Linked DNA regions of Homo sapiens: all the other regions are linked to region 3. Evidence: chromatin loops called from intact Hi-C (ENCODE). Cell type or tissue: heart right ventricle. All regions are shown on one strand.

Region 1 (8,000 bases), 380 kb before region 3:
GGCGATTCTCCTGCCTCAGCCTCCTGAGTAGCTGGGATTACAGGCACCCATCACCATGTCCAGCTAATTTTTGTATTTTTAGTAGAGACAGGGTTTCACCATGTTAGCCAGGATGGTCTCGATCTCCTGACTTGTGATCTGCCCGCCTCGGCCTCCCAAAGTGCTGGGATTACAGACGTGAGCCACCGCGCCCGGCCTACCTATGGCTTTTGAGGGCAAATGGTGTCATCTCCACCTGAATCACTGAATCAGAAAAGAGGGGATGCTGAACAGAAATACTACATATATCCTCTATTCTACTTCACACTTCAGCTGCTTTCTTGGTCTTCTAAACATCCTCATATTACTGTCTCTATCTTCCTTTTCAAACAGAACATAGCTGACAAATTAACTTCAGTAAAACTCAACTTGGATCATATGTTTTCTTTTCTCAAAATCTTCCCTAAATGGGTCCTCACACTTAAAAGGTAAGTCCTTAGTCCTTACCTGGCATTCACACTTTTCTATAATCTCAACCCAGATTCTTCTGGTCTAATCAACAATTTTATACCTCCCCAAAAAAGTCAATTTACTCACTTTCTTCCTAAAATGACTTTGACTCCATGGCCTTGTTCACATTGTTCACATTCTTTATTCACCAAGAATACCTTTTTTCTCTCTTCTTTCCTCTTCAAAGTCTACCCATTCTTCAAATGCAAGACAGAGTTTACTTCCATATAGATTTCTATAGTCATCCCAGCCTGAAGGAACTCCTTTCTCTCCCTTTCGCTCTCATGATATTTTTGTTGTATCATTCTTAAATAATGATGAACTGCTTTATTCTATTATGAATTCATATTTCAATAAGTAACACATATTATCTAGCCATCCATACTGCAAACTTCTTAAAGGCAAGGACAATGGCTTATATTTCTTTTCATCCTGTGAGAGACATAGCTTGCATTTAATAAACATTTATTATATATCTGGATAATTATAGATATGAATATAGATATTAGTGTCACTATACTATGGCACTCAGTTTTAAAAAGAAACCTTCAACACACTAGCTTCAACCAAAGTCCACACCAGACAAGAGCTGTTCAGTAATTAGAAAGATACTCCAATTCTAAAACGATGTGCACTTACTACTACATATCTGCAGAAAATGAGTTGCTACTTTTCAAAATGAACGGAATTGCTGAAGCAATAATCTAGATTATTTTAACCAACAGTTATATACTCCTACTTCAAGATAGCTATCTACAATGGTTAGATATATCACGTACTGCTATTTTGCTCTTAAAGGAGTTTGTTTGAACTGAAGCATAGTCAGCACAAATTACTTCTAGGAAACCATTTCTGAGAGAATTTGGCTCTTTACATCTTTGGCCAGAATTCCTTGACTTTTGGCTTCCAGTCTGTATTTTGCTTTCCTGGTAGAAATGTGTACTCCTAGTATCTTGCTGGCAAGGATGCCTCTGCCAAAAGGAAATACACACTACTTTCTTCATGAAAGAACGGGAACACTCTCAGGTAGACTATTGGCATGTAGTCTAAGTGAAATGAGCCCACCCATCATTACAACCTTACCAAATATGTAAGACGCTTCCAAGTATTGTGGATAAACACTCCTAGGTGTTGTGCATATACAAAATCATCCAGAAGTTACCCTAGAAAGGACGGTAATACAAAATAGTATGCATGTTCCAAGAGAATAATAATGTGTCATAAATAATTACAGAAGGTAGAGTTTTTTTGAGTTTGGAAAGCTCAGGAAAGGTTTCAAAAGGAAACGGATCTAACCAATGGATCATTTAGTAAACATGGACCATTTAGTAGAGTCCCACAAGAGACAGGACTAAAAATGACATATTCTAGGCCAATAGGATAGAAAAAGAGGGCTTACATAGAGGCATAATAAGTAAAATAAGGTAGGCAATTTGGAAATACACTAGAGAAAAGCTTTAAAATTCTGTATTTTATACTATAGACAATGGAGATTTTTGAGTTTTCAAGCACCAGGAAAATAGTGTTTTAATACCAAATTGAGATATAATTGTCAGTTTTTTAAAAAAAAGTTTTCTAAAAATAAAATAAAATCACTAAAATAATTTTGAAGAAAAAGATAAATCGAAAAAGATCTTTTGGATTGTTTTCAAAAAGATAGAAAACATTCTTTTGGAATAGAAATTACGCATAGCTTGGAATGGAATTAATAAAGCTCAAAGTCAGATCATGAATAGGAAGTATAGAATTCAAGCACTTCAGAGGCTGGACCATGAAAGGTAACATTATAACTAAAATAATTCAGCACTTTTATTCACATTTAGTGCTTTTTTCCTGATTATAAAATAACCCAGATATACGGATAGGAGGAATCAATATCATGAAAATGGCCATACTGCCCAAGGTAATTTATAGATTCAATGACATTCCCATCAAGCTACCAATGACTTTCTTCACAGAATTGGAAAAAACTGCTCTAAACTTCATATGGAACCAAAAAAGAGCCCGCATTGCCTTTTGAGGGCTGTGAGGGAGAGCCTGTTCCAGGTCTGTCTCCTGGCTTCTAGTGATTGCTGACAATCTTCAGCATTCCTAGATGCAATGCAGCCCCAGTCTCTGCCTTCACGGTCACATGCTGTTCACCTGTGTGCCTGTCCGTCTCTGTGTCCAAAATTCTCCTTTTTATAAGGAAACCAGTCCTGTGGGCTTGGGGCACACCCTGATGACTTCAGGTGAACTTGATCATCTGCAAAGACCCTATCTCCCAGTAAGGTCACAGTCACAGGTACTTGGGCTTATGACTTCAACATCTTTTTGGAGGACAGAATTCAACCCATAATGGTGCCCAATTATCAGACATATCAACTATGTTTCTTGAGGGTCTTATACCTTTTTCTATTGCTAAGGGGAGTCCATTTAATATAGTACTGTTTAAGTATGGTGCTTTGACCGTATTATGTTCTCTGAAAACTCATGGTCCATGAATGTTGTAACTACTAGTTACATTATTAGCTAGGACAGTGTCTTCCTTACTTGTACCAGGTAAATGAGGACTCCCAAAACAATCAATAGGAGGACAGACCCTAGGTCTTATGTTCTTTTGTGAAGTCACGTGCAGGCGATGCTGCCTCTATGGCGAGAACTCGGGTTTCTGGTTTCTCCCTGCCTGGTTTGAATCTATTCTGAACAGCAGGTGTCGCTGTTGCCTGCTCTGTGACTCTTCATTCCCAGTAAAAAGCCTTGGGTAGAAGAGAACTTATCCAAGGGTACTGCATCCGGTCTTTGCAACTCCTAGTCATTTTTATGGCTTCTTCAACAATTTGATCTACGTGGGGACTTGTCCGTGGCAAGATGTAAGACCTTCCTGGCTTATTTCTAAGAGCCTTCTCAGCCTCCACCTTCATGTGCACTGGCTCAAAGGCTAGAAAACTGAGGGCTGCATGACTGGGGTGTAAGGGACAAGGTCTGTGCGGTTCAGGTCTGCAATTGCATATGTCCCCTGACTGCTTCTGCCTGCTGGGTGCCAGTCAGCAGTGGTTTCCTCTCAAGGGGCTGTTGGAATTATCATCTGTAGTGATGTGGCTCCTGTGAAAACATGGCAGAACCTACCAAGAACTTTTGTTTCCATCTTCCCTTTTGTTAGGGCTGAGGTGTTTGTTTTAAATTCCCCACTGGGTCTGCATTTCAGAGTTGACTTTTTCACTTTGAAAGAAGGCCACAGTGCAACACAGCATGGGTGAGGATGAGGGTGGGGTCCACTTATTCAAGCCCTTCTGATTCCCACTGTCCCTGGGCACTCAGCCTCGAGGGTGACTAGGTAGGGCAAGGGCACTCGCCTTCTTCTGGCTCATAGACTGACAGATGGGAGGGAGGTATGTTGTTAAAGGTTGTGGCTCAGATGATAAAGCCCTTCCTCTTCTCCTTCCCCAAACACAGAATGCAGGGCTCCCGCAGGAAATCTGGGAAGGTATCCTCTGCCACACTGTGGGAAGGATAGGTGGGGCAGGGAAGAAGAGGAAACAGCATGTGCCCAGGCTAACAGGTCCTGGAGGCCATGTGGATGGGGCAGTTGCTCCTTGGGAGGGGGTGGAGTCAAGGGCCAGGAGAGAAGGGACTCGGAGGACTGGGACAATAGCCTGGCCACCTGTTTCAGATGTGGTTGGAGGTATGTGCAGCCACAGCAGTTTCTGGGGTGGCGTGTGGGGAGTAGTCACTTTTCAGATTCTCAACCTCACAAATGGGTTAGAATGCCAGTCACCCTTTATTATGGGGTGGATGGGGTTTTCTGGGGGCAGTCCTGATTTCAATTATTCAGAGATACAGATGCTAATATAATTTGCTCAGTTTTATATTTTACTTGTATTCTTTTCTCTTTTGGAAAGGCAATATAGTAAATCTATGTGTGGATTTTTTTTTTTCTTTTTTCTTTTTTTTTTTTTTTTTTGGGTGGAGTTTTGCTCTTGTTGCCTAGGCTGGAGTGCAATGGTGCGATCTTGGTTCATCGTAACCTCCGCCTCCCAGGTTCAAGTGATTTCCCCTGCCTCAGCCTCCAGAGTGCCTGGGATTACAGGCATGCATCACCATGCCTGGCTAATTTTATAATTTTAGTAGAGACAGGGTTTCTCCACGTTGGTCAGGCTGGTCTTGAACTCCCGACCTCAGGTGATGCACCCCCCCGCCCCCGCCATCCTCGGCGTCCTAAAATGCTGGGATTACAGGCATGAGCCAACGCGCCCGGCATGTGTTTTAATTTCTAGGCCTTTGCAAGACATTTTTTTTTCAAACAAATACTCATGTAACTGAAACCTTTTATCTAACTATCAAGTCTTGGTTTTTGTCATTAGGGTTAGACCTGTGATCATGGTGACATTTTAGAAAACTCTCCAGTGAATCAGATGTAAATTTCTGAGAGCAGAGATCATGTCCTCATCTTTATGTTTTTATTGTTTAGAAACAGGGTCTTGGTCTGTCACCCAGGCTGGAGTACAGTGGTGCGATCACAGCTCACTGCAGCCCCAAACTCCTGGGCTCAAGCGATCCTTCTGCCTTGGTCTCCTAAAGTGCTGGGATTTCAGGCATGAGCCACTGCACCTGGCTGTGTCCTCATTTTTATACCCACATGGCTGAGGAAGAAATAATGGTGACTCTGTAAATAAATGGTAGTTTCTTGTTACCAAGAAGGCTTTTCACCCTTTGTTTCCTTCCTTCCTCTATCTATGTGAAAAGACAAAGCAATACTTGTTAGGATGTCTCTTAACATTTATAGTGACAGCCTTCATCATACCCTGGCCTTTAGGGTGGGGAGTACAGCTTTACGGACACCTTCCTGGGGAAAGCACTGAGTGAGCTGAGAAGGCTGAGCCAGGAGTCCGAGAGTGTGGGATGTCATCATCCCCAGGGCAGCCTGAGTGAAGGCCCTGAAACAGGATCCACCAGGAAGGGCTAGTGGCCAGTGTGGCTAGAAAGGAAGGGAGGGAGCCCCTGAAGGACTTGCCTGAGAGGGAGTGAGGGCAGTTGACATGTGGTTTAGCAGGATGACCCCTTGGCAGGGTGAAAGGTGGGCAGGAAGGGATGTGGAGATTGCCTGAGGTAGAGGGACAGGCACAGGAGAAGATGAGAACTGGTCAGGACCAGAGGGGCTTTTCTGAAAACAAGTATCACTTCAGGAGGGAAGAATCAAGCTGTAGACTGCAGAAAAGTGAGTGGGTGAGGCCTGGAGAAGGGAGCATTTAGGAATCCCTCTGAGAGGGTTGGCATAGGAGGAAGTTTAAGGCGACAAAGCCAGGCTGGTTCAGAGGAGGTGCAAAGGAGGATGAAGTAGAAGCAAAGGCCTCAGGGCCTTGTTTGCAATAACTCTCTTAAACTGTATTCTGCCTCTGGCTTTGGTCCTTTCATGAAAGGCCAGGCAGGTTTATTTGGCCTTCCAGACACAGAACTATACTCCACAGTGCCAATGGGATGTCTGGTCCTTTCTAGTCAGTTTCCTTCAGCGGCTGTTAGAAATTAGTGTTCTGTGAACGCAAGCGACTTTCTCTCTAAACCACCTCTAAGGCAGTGCCTCTAAGCCATGACTGTACAATGAAATCACCTGGGGAGCTTCAAAAAGCAACGATGTGTGCCCTTGCCCCTGGGATTCTGCTGTAATTGGTCTGAGGTGCAGAATGGGCACTGGGATTTTTATAAGCTCTCCAGGTAATCTTAATGTGCAACCGAGTTTGAGAACCACTGAGTGTGGCAGGCTTACGTATGCCAGGCAGTATACTAATAGCTGTGTACGTGTATTATCTCATTCAGGCCTCTTAACCGGTGGTTCTTAAAGTGGAGTCCCCAAACCAGCAGCATCAGCATCCTCTGGAAACCTGTTAGAAATACAGTTCTTGGGTTCCTCTTGAATCAAACTCTGGGTTGGGCTCAGCAATCTATTTTAACAAGGGGAAGCCAGAGGCAGACTCATCTCCAGTTCAGAATCACTGACTTGAAGGAATTTCTCATGGTGGAATTTCACGCAAACTATGTAGAGAAATATACAGGCATACCTTGGACATATTGCTAGTTTGTTTCCAGGCTATTGGAATAAAGTGAGTTGCATGATTTTTTTGTTTCCCAGTGCATATAAAAGTTATATTTAGCTATTTGGGAGGCCAAGGTGAGAGAATCATTTGAAGTCAGGAGTTTGAGGCTGCAGTGAGCTATGATCATGCCACTGCACTCTAGCCTTAGCAACAGAGTGAGAACCTATCTCTAAAAAAATAAAAAAGTTGTTCATACTACACTATAGTCTATTAAGTGTACAATAACATCATGTCTAAAAAATGTACATATCTTAATTTAAAATACTTTATTGCTAAAAAAATGCTGATAATCATCTGAGCTTTCAGTGAGTCATCTTTTTGCTGGTGGAGGTCTTGCTTCAATGTTGATGGCTGCTGACTGATTAGGGTGGAGGTTGCTAAAGGCTAGGTGGCTGTGGCAATTTCTTAAAATAAGACAGTAATGAAGTTTGCCACATCAATGGGCTCTTCCTTTCAGGAAAGATTTCTCTGTGGCATGTGATGCTGTTTGATGGCATTTTACCCACAGTAGAATTTCTTTAAGAATTGGAATCAATCCTCTCAGATCCTGCTACTGCTTCATCAGCTAAGTTTATGTGATATTCTAAATCTTTTGTCATTGTAACAATCTTCACAGCGTCTTCTCCAGGAATAGATTTCATCTCAAGAAACCACTTTCTTTGATCATCTATGAAAAGCAACTCCTCACTTGTTCAAGTTTTATCATGAAATTGCAGCAACTCAGTCACAGCTTCAGGCTGTACTCAGAATTCCAGTTCTCTTGCTGCTATTTCTATACATCTGCATTGACTTTTTCCACTGAAGTCTTGAACCCCTCAAAGTCATCCATGAGGACTGGAATCAACTTCTTCTAAACTCCTATGAATGTTGATAATGTTGATTTCTTTCCACAAATCACAAATATTTTTAATGGCATCTAAAATGGTAAATCTTTCCAGAAGATTCTCAATTGACTTTGCCCAGATCCATTAAGAGGAATCATTACCTATGGCATCTCTGGCCTTATAAAATATACTTCAAAAAATAAGACTTGAAAGTTGAAATGACTCCTTGATTTATGGGCTGCAGAATGAATATGGTATTAGCAGGTGTGAAAAACAAAACAAAACAAAACATTCGTCTCCTTGCATCTCCATCTGAGCTCTTGGGTGACCAGGTGCATTGTCAATGAGGGTAATATTTTGAAAGACATCTTTATTATGAGCAGTAGGTCTCAACAGTGGGCTTAAAATGTGCAGTAAATCATGCTGTAAACAGATGTGTTGTCATCCAGGTTTTGTGCCATGTCTAGAGCACAGGCTGAGTAGATTTAGCATAATTCTGAAGGACCCCAGGATTTTCAGAATGATAAATGTGCATTCGCTTCCACTTACAGTCACCAGCTGCATTAACCCCTAACAAGAATCAGCCTGTCCTTTGTAGCTTTGGAGGCAGGCATGA
Region 2 (8,000 bases), 190 kb before region 3:
ATGTACATTAAAACATAACATGCTCAAAATTATGGGATGCAGCTAAAGCAATACTTAGAGGAATATCGATAGATTTTAATGCTTATATTAGGAAAGAATAAATGTCTTAGATCAATGATCAGGGCTTCCACCTCAGAAAGCTAGCCAAAGAAAAACAAACTACAAAGAAGGAATTAATAAAGATAACAAAAATTGATGTAAGTGAAAAGAAATTAGAAAAAAAAATAATGAAACTAAGTTGGTTCTTTGAAAAAAAAAAAAAAGGTACGAAATCTCTCACCAGAGTGTTGAAGAAAACAAAAAGACAAATTGCCAATATCAGGAATAAAAGAAGGAATATCACTGCAGACTTACATTTGAAAGCTAACAAATGAATATTATGAACAACTATGTGATCATTAATTTGAAAACTTAGGTGGAATGGACACATTCTTTGAAAGACATTAACTACCTATGGTCCTTCAACAAGAATCTGAATAGAATTATGTATACTAAAGTAATTGAATTTGTAGTTGATGCCCTTCAAACAAGGAAACAATGGGCTTACATAAGTTTACTGGCAGATTTAACTAAACATTTAAAAAATAACTTATGTCATTTCTCCTATCCAAGTACGAACCAGGCCCAATCCTGCTTAGCCTCTAAGATAGGACAAGATCAGGCACCTTCAGGGTTGTATGACCATAGACAAATTATGTCATTTCTATATAACCTCTTTCAGAAAATTAAAGAGGAGTGACTGTTTCACATTCATTTTATGAGGCCAGCACTGTCATGACAAATTTCAGAGAAAGAAAACAGTAAGGCCGGGCGCGGTGGCTCATGCCTGTAATCCCTACACTTTGGGAGTCTGAGGCGGGCGGATCACGTGAGGACAGAAGTTTGAGACCAGCCTGACCAATATGGAGAAACCCCATCTCTACTAAAATATGAAAAAATTAGCCAGGCGTGGTGGTGCATGGCTGTAATCCCACCTACTCGGGAGACTGAAGCAGGAGAATCGCTTGAACTGGGGTGGCAGAGGTTGCAGTGAGCCAAGATCACGCCATTGCACTCCAGCCTGGGCAACAAGAGTGAAACTCCGTCTCAAAAAAAAAAAAAACAAAAAACAGAACAATATGACTCATTAGCATAGACACAATCTTCCTCACATATAAAAATTATAAATACGTTATGAAAAAGGGGAGTTTACCCTAGGAATACAAGGATGGCTCAACACTCAAAAATCATTCAATATAATTCACCATATTCACAAGCTAAAAATAGACAAATTATATGATAAATTTTATAGATGCAGACAAAGAATTAGAGAAAATTTAACCCTTCAAGATAAAAATTCTCAGAAAAATAGAAATATAAGAGAACTTCCTCAATCTGATAAGACTTTATACAAAACCCATAGCTTGCATCATACTTAATGGTAAGAGACTAAATGCTTGCCTACTAAGATCAGAACAAGGCTAATATGTCTTCTCTTAGTACACCTCTTCCACTCAGGCCAGTGCAAAAAGTCAAGAAAAAGAGATAAAAGGCATATATTTGGAGGAAAACATAAAGCCATCTCTCCTTGCAGATGACATAGTTATATACATAAAAAAAATCACAGGATTAATACTTCCTCTCTCTTCAGCCATCACTGGCCATGGCCATCTAGCGTCTTGTTCTGTCAGATTTTAAAGGTAGATGGAAGAGGTGGTTCGTTAAGGAGTCTAAGGATGATCAGTCTCATTTTATATTCATGGCCTTTAATCTTGAGTGGGTCTTCAATGCTGTGGGGTGGTCCTGTTCATTTCTTGGTATATTCAGTCTCCTAGAAAACTGTATCACAATTGCTCCCCTCTTACCTCTTTTTCCTTGCTTTTTATTTCATTGAAAGGAACATTTTAAAAACTATCTTTCTCATGTTTTATTTACCAAATCTGTCAACCTGCCTGCATCTATATTGGTGGACTCTATCTTTGCTCCTGATAAAAATGGATGCATGGTCCACATTCTTATTTAAGGTCAGTTTCCTCACATTGTGCACTGATCCCATCTCTGCACCCCTACTCAAGGATCTCATTTCTGAAATCTCATTTTTTTCCTGCTTCATCAGCTTTTTCCTCTACTGGATTGTTCTTTTCAGCATGTGTTGATATTTCCCTATATCTCCCTCTAGCTGCTGCACAATGTCTCTGTTCCCTTTTACAGCAAAACTCTTCAAAAGATATATTTATGGTTACTTTCTCTACCTCTTCTATTCTTTTCTGAATCTACTCCATTCAGGCTTTCAACAGTACCACTCCACTGAAGGCAACCTTGTCAAGATTACAGAAGTCTTCCATGTTGCCAAATGCCAAAATGCTGATTTTTCAGTCCTCATCTTACTTGACATGACAGCAGCATTTGGCACAATTGATCATGTCCTGGAAGCAGTTTTTCCACTTGGCCCCTGGGATAACATCTCTTGGCTCTTCTGTCTCACTAGCTGCTGCTTTTAAGGCTCCTTTGCTAATCTTTCCTTTTCCTGATTGTATTAACTGTGTTTCAGTGCTTTGACATCTGGGGCCTTGCTGACCCTGGAAAGACTGCCCAACCCAGGAATAGTCCATTCCTAGAGACAGTAGAGAACTTACCTGCTAGCTTTGCTGGGAGCATACCTTTCATAGGTAAGCCAGCCACTCCAGAGCTCATAACATAACCACTTTTTTTTATTGGGCTTTCACCTTCTGGGCTACTTTTCACCTGCCCTAATCACCCCAGCTCCAGGTACCAAACAGTTAGGGGCAGTCCCTATGCTTTTGGTCCTGCTGAAGTTAATCAAACAGTCTATCCTCAGCCTGTTTACCCTGCCTTACCCGTTCTATTCTGGGGAAATCACAATAGAGGTTATTTCCCACATCTTCCCCCATGTCCTCTGCCTCCTGACTGACACTGGTGCCTCCCTGTGTGGCTCCTCCTTGTGTGTCATCCCCCCTTCTCTTGGGAACTGTGAGTAAAAAACTGTCTTTTTAATGCCAGTCATCTCTTGAGCTGTTTGCCTCAGATTATTCAGACTGGCTGTCCCTAAATAATGAAACCTTCATTTTGAAGCAGTGACCTCTAAACACAGTAGAGGTCAGTCTTGGACTTCTCTTATTTTTTCTGCTCTCACTTTGGATGTGCCCTCACCCAGTCATGTACTTAACATCGTCTCACAGTGATGGTTTCCAAAATTCAGGTCCCTGTCTCCTCTTACCACCCTATACAAAATAGCACCTCCACCACCCCTCACTTCTGCCTCCTTTGTTCTCCTTACCCTGCCTGGTTTTTTCTTACTACCTGATGTTTATTAGCAACATGAGACATCCCTTGGCCTCCTTAGTTTCTGAAATGGTGATGGATTCACACTCTCTGGCCAGAGAGCTTAAGTTCAAGTCTGCTATTCCGATGTCTGAAGCCTACCCTTTGTACTCCTAACTTTACTTTTCCTAATTAGATCCTCATGACACTTGGAGAGGAGGAAATACCGTGTGGGTAAACAAACTTTTTTTTTTTTAGTATTTTTCAAAAAATTTTTGTGATGGAACTTGGCATAAGATTTGTATTGGCATCGTAAGTGAACAAAATTTCCACTTATTACTTTAAACTGTTTTTGTAAAAAGTGTTATGAAATCAGCTAGTCCTAGTCTTTGTGATTACTCATTACCTCCTCTCCCAAGGAAACACTAAGTCCTTCAAAATTTCCATTGTTTATAGACAAGGCTTATTCCAGGTGTGGGAACAGATTGCTTATCTTTATCAGAGTACACTTATGTTTAAGAGTAGTACAGGAATTTTGCAAAAATTGGACATCTAGGCCTGATTATATTAGCATTTGAAATTGAGCCATCTAATTAAATATTAAACATTAATACTCAAATCCTCAAAATCAAATGTGAAAAATCTAATTTTATTCAGTTTAGATTAATATATAACTATACACTCTGGACTCTTAATGAAACCTTTCCCATTCATAATTCCCTTTTAGTACATTTTTTCTATAAGCATAACTAGTAGCCAGAAGCTATGAAAAATTATCTTCTCTTGAGAAGGTGAACAATGTTTGTATTCATGATATCAAAGATCTCAAGAAAAATCTAATTCTCATTCTTCCACCATCCCACTTCTTTTTTCATAGGAATTTGCTTTGTTAAGCAAAACTTACTTGTCTAGAATATAGACATCATGGGTAGGGGAAATGGGGAGATGTTGATCAAAGCATACAAACTTTCATTTATTAAATTGAGCAAGTTCTGGAGGTCTAATGTACAGCATGAGTGGTGATGGGTGTTAATAAATTTGATTGTGCTAATCACAGTGTATTCACAAATAATCATGTGGCACACCTTGAATAGATATCTTTGTTAATTACATATTTTTAAGTATAAAAAGATTTTGGCTTTATGCTAAGTGAGACGGGAAGTCATTCAAGGATTTTGAGTAGAGGGACATGAACTAACTTACATTTTAGCAAGACTATGCTGGCTTCTGAGTCCAGGTGAGAGATGTTGTGGCTGGGACCACAGTGGCAGTGATGGAGGTGGTGAGACGTGGTCAGGTGAGAGATATGTCTTGAAGAGCCAGTAGGATTTCAGGGTGGATACAAGGCAGAGTATGAGAGAAAGGGGTTCAAGAATGACTTCCAGTTGGAAGGATGGAGTTTCCATCAATTAAGGTGAGGAAGACTATAGGAAGGGCAGGGCTTTTTGTTATTTTCCTTTTGGGTAGGAGTGGACATAATGATAATGCATCCAGTTTGATGGTTAGAGGGATGAGGGTGGAGGACCATAGGTTTTTGTCATCTCTGCATCCTCACAGTGACACCCTTAGATATTGCAGACCTCTTGAACTTACAGAGACATCTGCCTAGAGCACCAGGACTCAGCACTCTCCCCTGGAGAGTTACCAGGTCTGGCTTGGGGCATTGGTAAGCAGAGACCTTGAAAGGTAACCCAGGGAATTCCTAAAGGAGAGCATCTGTTGGCATAAACCCTCAGGGAGGGATCTTCCTTCCAGGGGTCACTCTATTTCTCTTCTCTTTCTGTCTTATGTCACTTGTCACTGTCATTACCTGCTGATTCCAGTAAGAGTTTCTTTATTTTCTTTCTCTAATCACTGACAAACTAGACCCACAGCTTCTCTCTCTCTGTCTCTCTCTCTCTCTCATTCACGAGCAGCACAGCCCCCTTTAGTAATAATGGAAAACATGCAAGTGTTATACTTGCTTTTCCTCTGCTGCATCTGTTTCCTTATTTATTTTGATTGGATAAGTGAGAACTTTGTCTTTCCTGGGTTGCACTGAAAAGTATTTACACACATTAAAACAGAATGTGTTTAAATTTTGTAAAAGGTACATTTGCTGGAGAAAAGAGAGTCTGGTATTTTTGGGCGATTTAGTCTAGAGCTGAGGAGGAGGTTTAAGGTAAAAAGTGACCGTAGTGGTGAAAGAAAGGAGAGTGGCCGAGTATTGCCTTCTCTCTTCTTTCCCCCTTTTCAGGCTCTCCCGCTGTTGCCTGTTGCTACCAGTCCTGCCTTCATGACCTTCCTTTACACCAGGTGAGGGACAGTTGCGTGCTGGTGCAGCGGGGCATGGGGCATGTTAGCAGGGAAGGAAGAGCATTTCCGAATTCTAGAGCTCTCAGTGGGCAAGTGAGGAAAATCCTTGAAGGTTTGGAGTCTGGAGAAGAGCAGGACCAGATCTGGGTTTTAGAAAGGTGATCCTGATATCTTTAGGCATCTGGGTACAAGAAGAGAAGCCAGAGACAAGCTTGTCAGAAGGTGGTTAAAATAATTTGTTCAAGCGAAGATGAGAGCCTAGACTGTCGAAGAGGCTTGGCAGGGAAGGAAGGGAAGTGAGAGGATCTGGTGACTTCCCAAAGGCCGGAGTGAGGAGGGAAGGGATGGCTCTAGGGTGAACAGGACCCATGATTCCAAGGGGAGAGCTGAGGGCAGGAGGTAAGAGAGGAGTTCAGTGTGAGTTAGGTTGAGTTAGCCTGTAAGGTACCCATGTGGGTGAAAATAAAGTTCCTGGAATTGCCACACAGAGCCACTTTGAAGGCAGATGGAAAAACAGGGCAAGCTCAGGGGAGAGCCAGAAGCTAGAGAGATACTTGGGAGTTCTGGGCTTAAATCTTGGTGATTGAGGTGATAACAGTGGGATATGGGCTGTGGGACAGCTCTTGGGAGATCATCACTCTGTCCCTCTTACACATATTTCCTTAAGAGATGTTTTTGCTAAGGCATGGTTTGTGCTGGAAGATCAATGAAAGACAGTTTTGCTTCCAAACAGGGACTAAATTGTTTGTCACTAAAACAGCAGCAGCTCAACCGTTAGTTACCAGTCTCGTATACAAGAGCTTCTCTTGGAATTTTGAGTTCCTTTCAGCAGCTTGTTGAAAACAGATTTATGAGAGAATCTGTGCTAGTGCAAAATACCTCATGCTCGTTAACTAATACTTCGGGTGTCTGTTGGGGTCTGAGAAACATGAAAAGGCACAACCAGCCCATGTGTCACTACAGACACAGACAAAGCAGCAGAAGCCCTTGTTTTGTTCTCTTGCCTCTAGTGCCTTTGGTTCTTAATTTCCTGTCTTTTCAGTCACCTCAGCTTAATCACATAAATCTGGTTTGGTGGTTGAGGTTATAAAGCGTTTCCAGTCTGTTCTCAGTATAACCACAGAAGCCTTGTGAATAGAGAATCTTAATAATAAAGCTTGTTCAAAATACTCATCATCCAGGTAACCTTATTAAAAAAAGATCCCAAGTTATAATGCTCAGTTCCCACAGTTTTTATTGGGCAGATTGTTAGCAAGCATCTCAAACACTTTGCTGCATGAGCGCTTAAGTTATTTGACAACATCAGCACTGCTTCATACCTGTATCTTGCAATTTTTGTAAAGGCAGTGGTTTGTAGTGCATTGCTGTGATTTGAAGGGTGGGACTTTCTTTCTGGAAAAGGGTTTAATAACATTTACAGAAACAAGAAGGCAATGCCAGAAGTGATCCAACTGGCTTTTCCCTTCTTAAAGAGCTGCTTCTCAGCTGTCCCATGAGCTGGGAGAAGCCCTCCTGCCCCATAAGGCTGGCGTTGCAGCTGACACACTGTAGTTACTGAGATTGAAATCAATCACTGGACTGTGATGCTGTTAATACTGCTCTGCAGGGCAGTGACCTCCAATCCCCCCTCCGCCCCCTGTCCACAGCATACATTGAAAGGGATTGCTTGTGGAAATAGATCTTGGAGACAATTTTATATATTCAATAGCATTAGTCAGTTTTTTTCTTTGACCAAACTAGGAAAAAATGTAGTTTATGAGATTGTTCTTAAGAAGTAGATAATTTTGTCTGTTAGAATATACATTTGGTGAAGTCTTTTTTCATGAATTAAGTTAAAAAGATTGTTTTCCCCAAACAAACAAACAAACAAACTGATCTTACATTGTTACACATCTCATTAGTTATTTAACACGTGCATAATATTCTTAGCTTCTTAGTTGGGCGGTAATCTCTTGAGAAAGCAAATACAAAGCCATACAAAACTTCTGCGTTTTTATATTCCTCATAATTCCCATAGTGGTATTAGGCCTATAATAATACCGTTTTATAGTAAGTTTGTTTTGGCTAAAACTCAATTTCAGTGGAAAGTTCACATTTCATATTTTCAAAATCTGGATTCCATTTAGATTTAGGAAATTTCAGCACTTAACCACCTTTTATTTGCATCTACCTTCTGTGCAAGCCCATATATTTTACAACTGGCATGTCAGGGTTATTCTGCTGTATCATGGGGTGAGTAATACCCCATCGTCAGGATTCAATTGGTGCATTGTAAAGAGGTTCTTGCTAATTGATTTTGTGAGAACATTTGGCCTGCAAGAGGATTATGTTCCTATGGAGTTACTGTCACAACCTTTGTTATTTTCATGAGTACTTTTGCTAATATAATAACAATGACATTATTTGCCCTTTATTCTTCCTAACTTGGTAGATAAATTTGAGCA
Region 3 (8,000 bases):
AGAATATGAGAGATTTCCTTTTGGAATCCCCTCATGCCTTGCACAATGCCAGGACAAAGCAATGGCTCCCTAAGTATTGGCTGATTTATCTGAATGAAGGTATCTTCCTATAGCTTGCCAAGTTGGGATAATACTCCTGTTAGTATTCATGCTATTATTATTCCTGTGTTTGGAGGCAAAAATGCTGACTAGACCTTGGGCCACAACTTCTCTGAGGACTGGGCAAAGCGCTCTTGCTAGATGCCACCCCATTCCTTTCCCTGCTGGCCCTCTGCAGGGACTCCAGGCCAGGAATCCCTGAACAGCAGCTCCCCTTCCAAACCTTGAGCTGCTGGTTTGCCACATGCAAGCGTCATCATTTCTGACAAGGGCCTGAAAACAGCAGGCTGTTCACTGTGCTCTGTGGTGTGCTCTGTGCTTGGAGGAAATCTCTGCTTTCATTTAGAACGCAGTCTGCAAGCTAAAGGGCAGAGCCTGCACTCTGAGGCCTGGGTTGAGATGAAGTCCCCATTGTAAAAGCAGGAGAGGCCAAAAAAGGGATGGTTCACCCTGGGCCCCATGTTATACTTGCATGGTGTTTTTCTTCCTTAAATCAACCAATAGCTGACCCCCTCACCCACCTCTCTCTACCTGGTAATATTAGCTCATTCACATTAGTCTACAGTGGCCCTCATCAGCTCCATCTTCTATCCTATGTACTGATCATCTACTGTATGCCAGGTACTATTCTAGGTGATGGAAAAACAACTATGAACAAAGACCCCCCCTACTTTTTTTTTTTTTTTTTTTGAGTCAGAGTCTCACTCTGTGGCTCAGGCTGGAGTGCAATGGCGCCATCTTGGCTCACTGCAACCTCCGCCTCCTGGGTTCAAGCAATTCTTCTGCCTCAGCCCCCCGAGCAGCTGGAACTACAGGCACCTGCCACCATGCCTGGCTAATTTTTGTATTTTGAGTAGAGATGGAGTTTCACCATATTGGCCAGACTGGTCTCTTGGCCAGGCTGGTCTCAAACTCCTGACCTCGTGATCTGCCCACCTCGGCCTCCCGAAGTGCTGGGATTACAAGCGTGAGCCACTGCGCCTGGCAAAGACCTCTTCTTCATGGACCTTTGATCCAAGGAAAAAGGCCATAAACAGAACAGGTAAGTAACATGTAGCAGACACATTAGATGGTAATAAGGTTCTCAAGAGCAAAAAAGCTAAGGCAGGGAAGGGCATTAGGGAGTGCCAGGCTCCCTAACTGGGTGGGATCTTAAGTAGGGTACCTAGGGAAGTTCTTTGTTATGAGTTTACATGTGTCTCCCTAGAATTTAATATTTAAAGTCCTAATCTCTGATACCTCAGAATATTACCTTTTTTGAGATAGGGTCTTCACAGAGGTAATCAACTGAAAATGAGGTTTTAGGGTGAGCCTGAATCCAATGTCACTGGTGTTCTCCTAACAGGGAAATTTGGAGACAGACACAGGCAGGGAGAACACCCATGTGAGCATGAAGGTGGCCACTCATGCTGGGGGTGGGGGATGGAGGGGAGTACCTGGAGCAGACCTTTCCTTCACAGCCCTCAAAAGCAACAGACCCTGCGAGCACCTTGATCTCAGACTTTCAGCCTTCAAAACTGTGAAGCAATACATTTCTGTTGTTTGAGCCACCCAGCCTGTGGTATTTTGTTACAGTAGCCCCGAGAAACTCATGTAGCTTTGCTGGGAAGACCTGAAGGAAGTGAGGGACCCACCCATGCAAATCCCTGGGGGAAAAGCATTCTGGGCAGAGGGAACATCAAGTGCAAAGGTGTCGAGTGTGCCCCTTGGAGTTCAGCAACCAGCGAGGATCCTGGTGCAGCTGGAGCCAGTCAGGAAAGGAAGAGAAGCAGAGGAGGTCAGAGATAACTGGGGCCAGATCACATGGAGCCTTGATGTTTACCTTAAGTCAGATGAGAAACCACTGGAAGATTTTAAGCAGAGAAGGACATGACCACTCTGGCTACTGAATTTCAGACCAAATAGGGGCAAAGGTGGAAGTAGGGAAATCCGTGAGCTTATTGCAATAATACAAGCAAATACCATGGTGACTTCCACCAGGTGGTGGCATGGGGTGATATGACATAGAGTCATTCTGGATATATTTAGGAAGATACATCTGATATGGTTTGCTGATAAATTAGATATGGAGAAAGAGAAAGTTAAGAGTTAACCACAAGATTTTTGGTTTGACCAGCTGAAATCATGGAATTGCAACTAATTGCAATGAAAAAGACCTTGGAGATGGCAGGTTTGAAGGAGAATAGCAGGAACTCAGTTCGGGACATATTTGGTTTGAGATGTCCACTAGATAGACATGGATTGGAACTAACAATAATCTCTTTGTACCAAGTCTGACTTGTGTGCTTGATTTAGGGGACTTTCTACATCATCCACATCTGGGATTTCACCAGTCAAAGCCATTCTATGAGCTGGGGTGTTGTGCTGGATGAATACTTGCTCAATAATGATGCTTCAAACCTCCAGGTCCAAGCTCCAAGCATTGTCAGCACAGCCATGTGGAGCAACTTCGATGCACAGAACCTCTTCAAGTCCAACCAAATAGACACCACCCACTTGGGCAACAAGCCATCTCAGAGGGCAACCACCTCATGGGGCTCTCGACACTCTTCCCCTAGCAACCATACTTCAACTTTGACTTCACGGTTTGTTTAGTGCTGCCTTCTCATTCGGGCCTTCCTTTCCAGAAGAAATGTAGAAATATGAATTACACTTCTGTCATTAGAGATTCCAGAGGCTTCAATTAGGCAAGCTGAAATAAAATCTGTCTAAAAGACACGTAGTAATAGGCCTTTGAAACAAGCTTCGAGGTGGTCCCAGACATTCAGTTCCAATTTCACATTGCATAGCCAGAAACAAACTTGTACCTCAATGGGAAAGAACTTTTCAGACAGTCCATTATTTTTTTATGTTACCTTCTTTTGTCATCAAAAAATGATCTGGATCTCTTCTCTCCTCCTCACTTAAGTAACTTTTCTTCATGTCCTGGGTCATGCCCCAGGAATTTTTATCTACAAAGTGCTCAGCCTGGTGCACAATGCACATTCGCTGCTTAATAAATATTTGTTGCCTGAGATGCGTGCTGCTGGCATGACCAAAATGTGAGACGTTAGCGACATCTGCTGGGGATATGGTGATGGTGTGCAGAATTTAAGTCAGAAATGCATGTTTTTGAAGGGCTGAGTTAAATCAAATGCCACAATGGGGCACTGTTGGAAGCTTATGTCTACAGTGATGAGGCCATGGCTTTGCAGCTCTTCCTTACCAGGATGTGGTCCAGTGGGTTATTGTTCTCCTACAATATAATGCAGCCTTGTTTTTTTAAAAATACAGAAATCAAGAAGATGGAAAAGGAGCTGAACTGGGGAAAGCTGAGGTTTGCACAGGTCTGTTGGCTCCTAAGAAAATGAAGAAAGTGAGGGCAGGGAAAGGATGGAGAAGCAGGTCTCCAGTCTTCCCCCACTCCGACCGCTGGCCCTCAGGAGAAAGTGCAAGTGCCCAAAAGCAACTTCCCAGCCACTGTCCTTCCCCAGCCTCACCTCTGGCTTCTGCTCCCTGTTCCTGCCCCACACCCCAGGGGACACATTCCTCAGGTCCACTCCAGCCCAGCTAAAACGTTCAGGCACTCACCTCCAGACCTTTGAGCTTATTTGTTCAACAGCCAAGTAGCGAGTGGGGACTTGGGAACACTAGGAGGCGCTGTGCTAAACATGGGTGTACATTCCAGAGCCAGTCCAGGGAGTGTGGTTCCGGAACGGGTGGAGCTTCTGGTGTAGTGGATGTGGACTTTCTGGCCTGGAGCTCCTCTCTCCTCCTCACATAAGTAACTCTTCTTCATGCCCCAGGTCTCAGCACCCCCAGGAAACCTGCACTGGCCCCTCTAGCCTACACCAGATTCCCCCCAACCAAGCACCCTCGTAACACCTGGGTTTACCCCTCTCCAACCAAGTCAGAGCCTCTGAACTAGTTGGCCTGCTCCTCACCTCCCAATACACTAGATGTCCCCTCAAGCACCGGTTGCCTTCTTTACATTTATGTATCAGTGTTGATCACAAAACCAGAACAAGGTAGGTACTTCTGTGGTCCTGGAAGAGCTATGGTAACTGTCATAGACCCAGGAAAGACGCCGTTTACTACGCAGAGGTGCTGCGGTGAGTGACAGGAGACTCAGCAGCATTGTCATATCACAGAGCAAACCCTGCCTGCTGGGCTTCCAGGCCATGTGAAGGTAGAGATAACCGATGACCTGCTTGATTGAATGTGGAGCCCATGGGGCTGGTAGGGGTGCCAGGGCTTCAGATCTCTTCCAGTGTTCTGGGGTCTGCCTGTCCCAGGAGCTGGCAGCAATTCCAACACATTCCTGAGCACTTATTGCTAAGGTGAATCCAAGTTCACGTTCCCAGAACGGGTTCCGAGTCAACCACGCCAGAGGTCTGCGCCAGCTGCACTTGGTCTAGGAGGCCTGGGACCACCGTCAGCCCATTCTTCCTTGAGGCTCCGGAACAGCGTGGGACATTAGCTGAGCTGTGCTCAGAAGCAACTCTCTCGCTGATTAGGGCTGCCGAGAGTCCCATCGTCTGCTCACCTGTCAATCAATCAAGCCTCTTCACTGCCATCCTGACCATCCTGTCAGGGCTGATCACCTTGGCTGCTCACAGAACCCATGAGGACTGAGAATTTCCCAGATCCTCACAATGACTGAGCAGCCCTGCTTCCCTGGACCTTTATAAGCATCTGGAACATGCCCAGGTGTGCCAGGTGTGGCCTCCATGGCCTGCCAGAGGAGGGGGCAGGGGGAGTGCAAAGACTGAATCAGACAAAGACTAAGCTTTGCTTCTGCCCCTTCTTCACCCTTTTTTCCCATGCAAGAGTCTCAAAGGCAGATCCAGAAGGAAAAGTCAGCAACATTCCACCATTCGATTCCTTTTCTTGGCCCCAGTGTGTGCCCTGGGGCCCTTTCGTTCTTTGGCCTGGGTAGAGTGTGTGGCCACACGCTGCTGAAAAGGTCAGGGTCAAGATGCTGGGAGCTGCCAGTGGCGCTAGAGGAACCCATGTTTTCCATTGTGGATTAAAATACCCATTTGCCTGCGGCTGAGCTTCCCCTCCGAATCCAATAGGTCAATAAGGACCAAGGACAAAGCACAAACAGGGCCTGGAAGCCAAGAGATGTCGATAAAAATGGAGATGAATAGGCATTTCAGTGCGGGCAGGCCGTGGGTGTGGGGCATTGTCTTTTCTCTGGCCGGCAGTGCCTGGCCACTTTGTCTCCAAACAGTGCTTCCATTTTAGAGATGCCAGATTGGTTTGGACCCAAAGCTTGACTGTTGCGGGGTGGGCTGAGGTGGGAGTGGGGAGGATTCACACAGAAAAAAAAAAAAAGGCATCCTTCTGGGTGCCAAACGTGGCAGTTCCTCCGTTTCTTTCCAGTACAAAGCCCTCCCGATGCGGAAAACACTCCTTTTTGACCGTGTTACTCTTCTTTCCTTTTAAGAAAATAAGTTCCCAATCTTTGGGTTTTTTAAACAGTGCAAATGCTGGCATTTCAGAGCTGCTTTAGTGTCTTCGGCTAGATGTTGAAAAGAGCCCAGTCTTCTCTCATTATTTCCTCTGCCCCTCAGTTTATTTCATGTAGAGCTCTAACTGAAAGATCCCAGCCGGGTGCAGTGGCTCATGCCTGTAATCCCAGCACTTTTGGAGGCCGAGGCAGGTGGATCACAAGGTCAGGAGATCGACCCACCCTGGCTAACACGGTGAAACCCCGTCTCTACTAAAAATACAAAAAATTAGCCGGGCGTGGTGGCAGACACCTGTAGTCCCACCTACTCGGGAGGCTGAGGCAGGAAAATGGCATGTACCCGGGAGGCGGAGTTGCAGTGAGCCGAGATGGCGCCACTGCACCCCAGCCTGGGTGACAGAGTGAGACTCCATCTCCAAAAAAAAGAAAAAAAGAAAAGAAAGATCCCTGGAGTATGAGTCAGGAAACACAGGTTCTGCTCCCACTCTACCATCCTTCTGGCACCGTGACCTTGGGCAAGTCATCATCTCTGAGTCGGATTTTCTAACATTCTGTGACTATGCAGAATCACAGGATGGGAGGAGGCATGCCTTAGTTAGTTCACGGGGTCGCTATGTAATAAATGTTTGATTATGTATTGGTGACCTCATTCATGCATTCATCAGATATGCCAGGGATCACAGCAGGCATGAAGATACAAAGTGAAATGAGACCAGTCCCTGCCCATGAACAGGCAGCATGACAACATGATGGACAGAGCACGGATTTTCTGAGGGATACAGCCAGGTCCCACCCCTAATTAGCTTCTTGAGCTCAGCTAAGTTCTTAAAACTTCTCTGAGCCTTGATTTTCTCATCTGCATGATGGATTATTTTATAGGTTGACCACTCGTCCTGGTTTGCCTGAGACTGAAGGGCATCCTGGGACACAGAACTTCCAGTGCTAAAACCCAGAAAATCCCAGGCATATCAAGATGAGTTGGTCACTTAGAGGACAGATGAATTGAAATGACATATAGAAATGGACTCACACTGTGCCCTGCATCTAATAGCTGCTCTATAAATGTAGTCACACAAAAACGTGCTCCTCACATGGTAAAAGAAAAATAAAATGAAACAAATAGGTGAGTGCAAAATAATTGCAGTTTTTGAATTGTTGGAATTTGCTGTATAATACTGGAATACATTCTTAAATAAATGTGGTTATGTTATACATCATTTTAATGGACATTTCTCGCTTTATGTTTGCTAATGACTTATCACTTGCTGTTTATTTTATGTGTATTTAAACTATAGAAATGATGTTAGACATAAAGCAAATTCAAGTGATTTTCTTATTCGAGTTCAAAATGGGTCGTAAAATAGCAGAGACAACTCGTAACATCGACAATGCATTTGGCCCAGGAACTGCTAACGAATGTACAGTGCAGTGGCAGTTCAAGGAGACAAGGAGCGTAGTGGTGGGCCATTGGAAGTTGACAATGACAAACTAAGAGCAATCATTGAAGCTGATCCTCTTACAACCACACAAGAAGTTGCTGAAGAACTCAACATCAGCATTTGAGGCATATTGGAAAGGTGACAAAGCCCGATAAGTGGGTGCCTCATGAGCTGATCGAAAATCAAGAAAATCATCATTTTGAAGTGTCTTCTCTTATTCAACGCAACGGCAAACCATTTCTCAATTGGATTGCCACATGCGACAAAAAGTGGCTTTTATACAACAATTGGTGATGACCAGCTCAGTGACTGGACCCACAAGAAGCTTTGAAGCACTTCCAAAGCCAAACCTGCACCAAAAAAGGTCCTGGTCACTGTTTGGTGGTCTACGGCCGGTCTGATCCACTGCAGCTTTCTGAATCCCAGCGGAACCATTATATCTGAAAAGTATGCTCAGCAAACTGATGAGATGCACCGAAAACTGCAATGCCTGCAGCCGGCATTCGTCAACAGAAAGGGCCCAATTCTTCTTCATGACAATGCACAACCAAAGTTTCAAAAGTTGAACAAATTGGGCTACAAAGTTTTGCCTCATCTGCCACATTCACCGGACTTCTCGCCAACTGACTACCACTTCTTCAAGCATCTCGATAACTTTTTGCAGGGAAAATGCTTCCCCAACAAGCAGGATGCAGAAAATGCATTCCAAGAGTTCGTCGAATCCCGAAGCATGGATTTTTACACTGCAGGAATAAACAAACTTATTAATCATTGGCAAAAATGTGTTGATTGCAATGGTTCCTGTTTTGATTAATGAAGATGTGTTTGAGTCTAGTTCTAATGATTTAAAATTCACGGTCTAAAACCGCAATGACTTTTGCACCAACCTACGCTAAGGCAGCTAAGGCAGCACACAGGAGAGAGGAACTCTGAGAGCATCCCAGGGAGCTGGATGGTGAAGGAGGAGTTGGAGTTGATTAGGTGAGGAATGATGATTGGGGAGGTGC

What was found. A loop is a pair of places that touch in the nucleus more often than their neighbours do. Peaks named below come from ENCODE experiments on the same cell type or tissue, not always from the same donor. Only the 100,000 strongest peaks of a DNase experiment are listed, where the experiment ranks them.
Region 1: a loop joins it to region 3, with 11 times the contacts of the local background. A loop is called at or near these places in 108 of 110 quality-filtered maps.
Region 2: a loop joins it to region 3, with 6 times the contacts of the local background. A loop is called at or near these places in 51 of 110 quality-filtered maps.

The regions. Positions count from the first base shown.
Region 1 is chr7:22,484,237-22,492,236 of GRCh38, reverse strand. The region is part of intron 4 of STEAP1B (STEAP family member 1B); the gene reads left to right. Among named protein-coding and RNA genes, the nearest start is that of STEAP1B, 12 kb to the left of the region's middle. In heart right ventricle, a CTCF peak has its summit at 3,170 (motif pointing right); a DNase peak (open chromatin) is centred at 3,186.
Region 2 is chr7:22,291,283-22,299,282 of GRCh38, reverse strand. The region is part of intron 5 of RAPGEF5 (Rap guanine nucleotide exchange factor 5); the gene reads left to right. It also overlaps the pseudogene RNA5SP227. Among named protein-coding and RNA genes, the nearest start is that of RAPGEF5, 62 kb to the left of the region's middle. In heart right ventricle, CTCF peaks have their summits at 2,155 and 3,080; no DNase peak of the experiment used is centred here.
Region 3 is chr7:22,105,624-22,113,623 of GRCh38, reverse strand. No RefSeq gene overlaps it. Among named protein-coding and RNA genes, the nearest start is that of CDCA7L, 160 kb to the right of the region's middle. In heart right ventricle, a CTCF peak has its summit at 3,166 (motif pointing left); DNase peaks (open chromatin) are centred at 3,143 and 3,760; H3K27ac peaks cover 297 bases; H3K27me3 peaks cover 724 bases.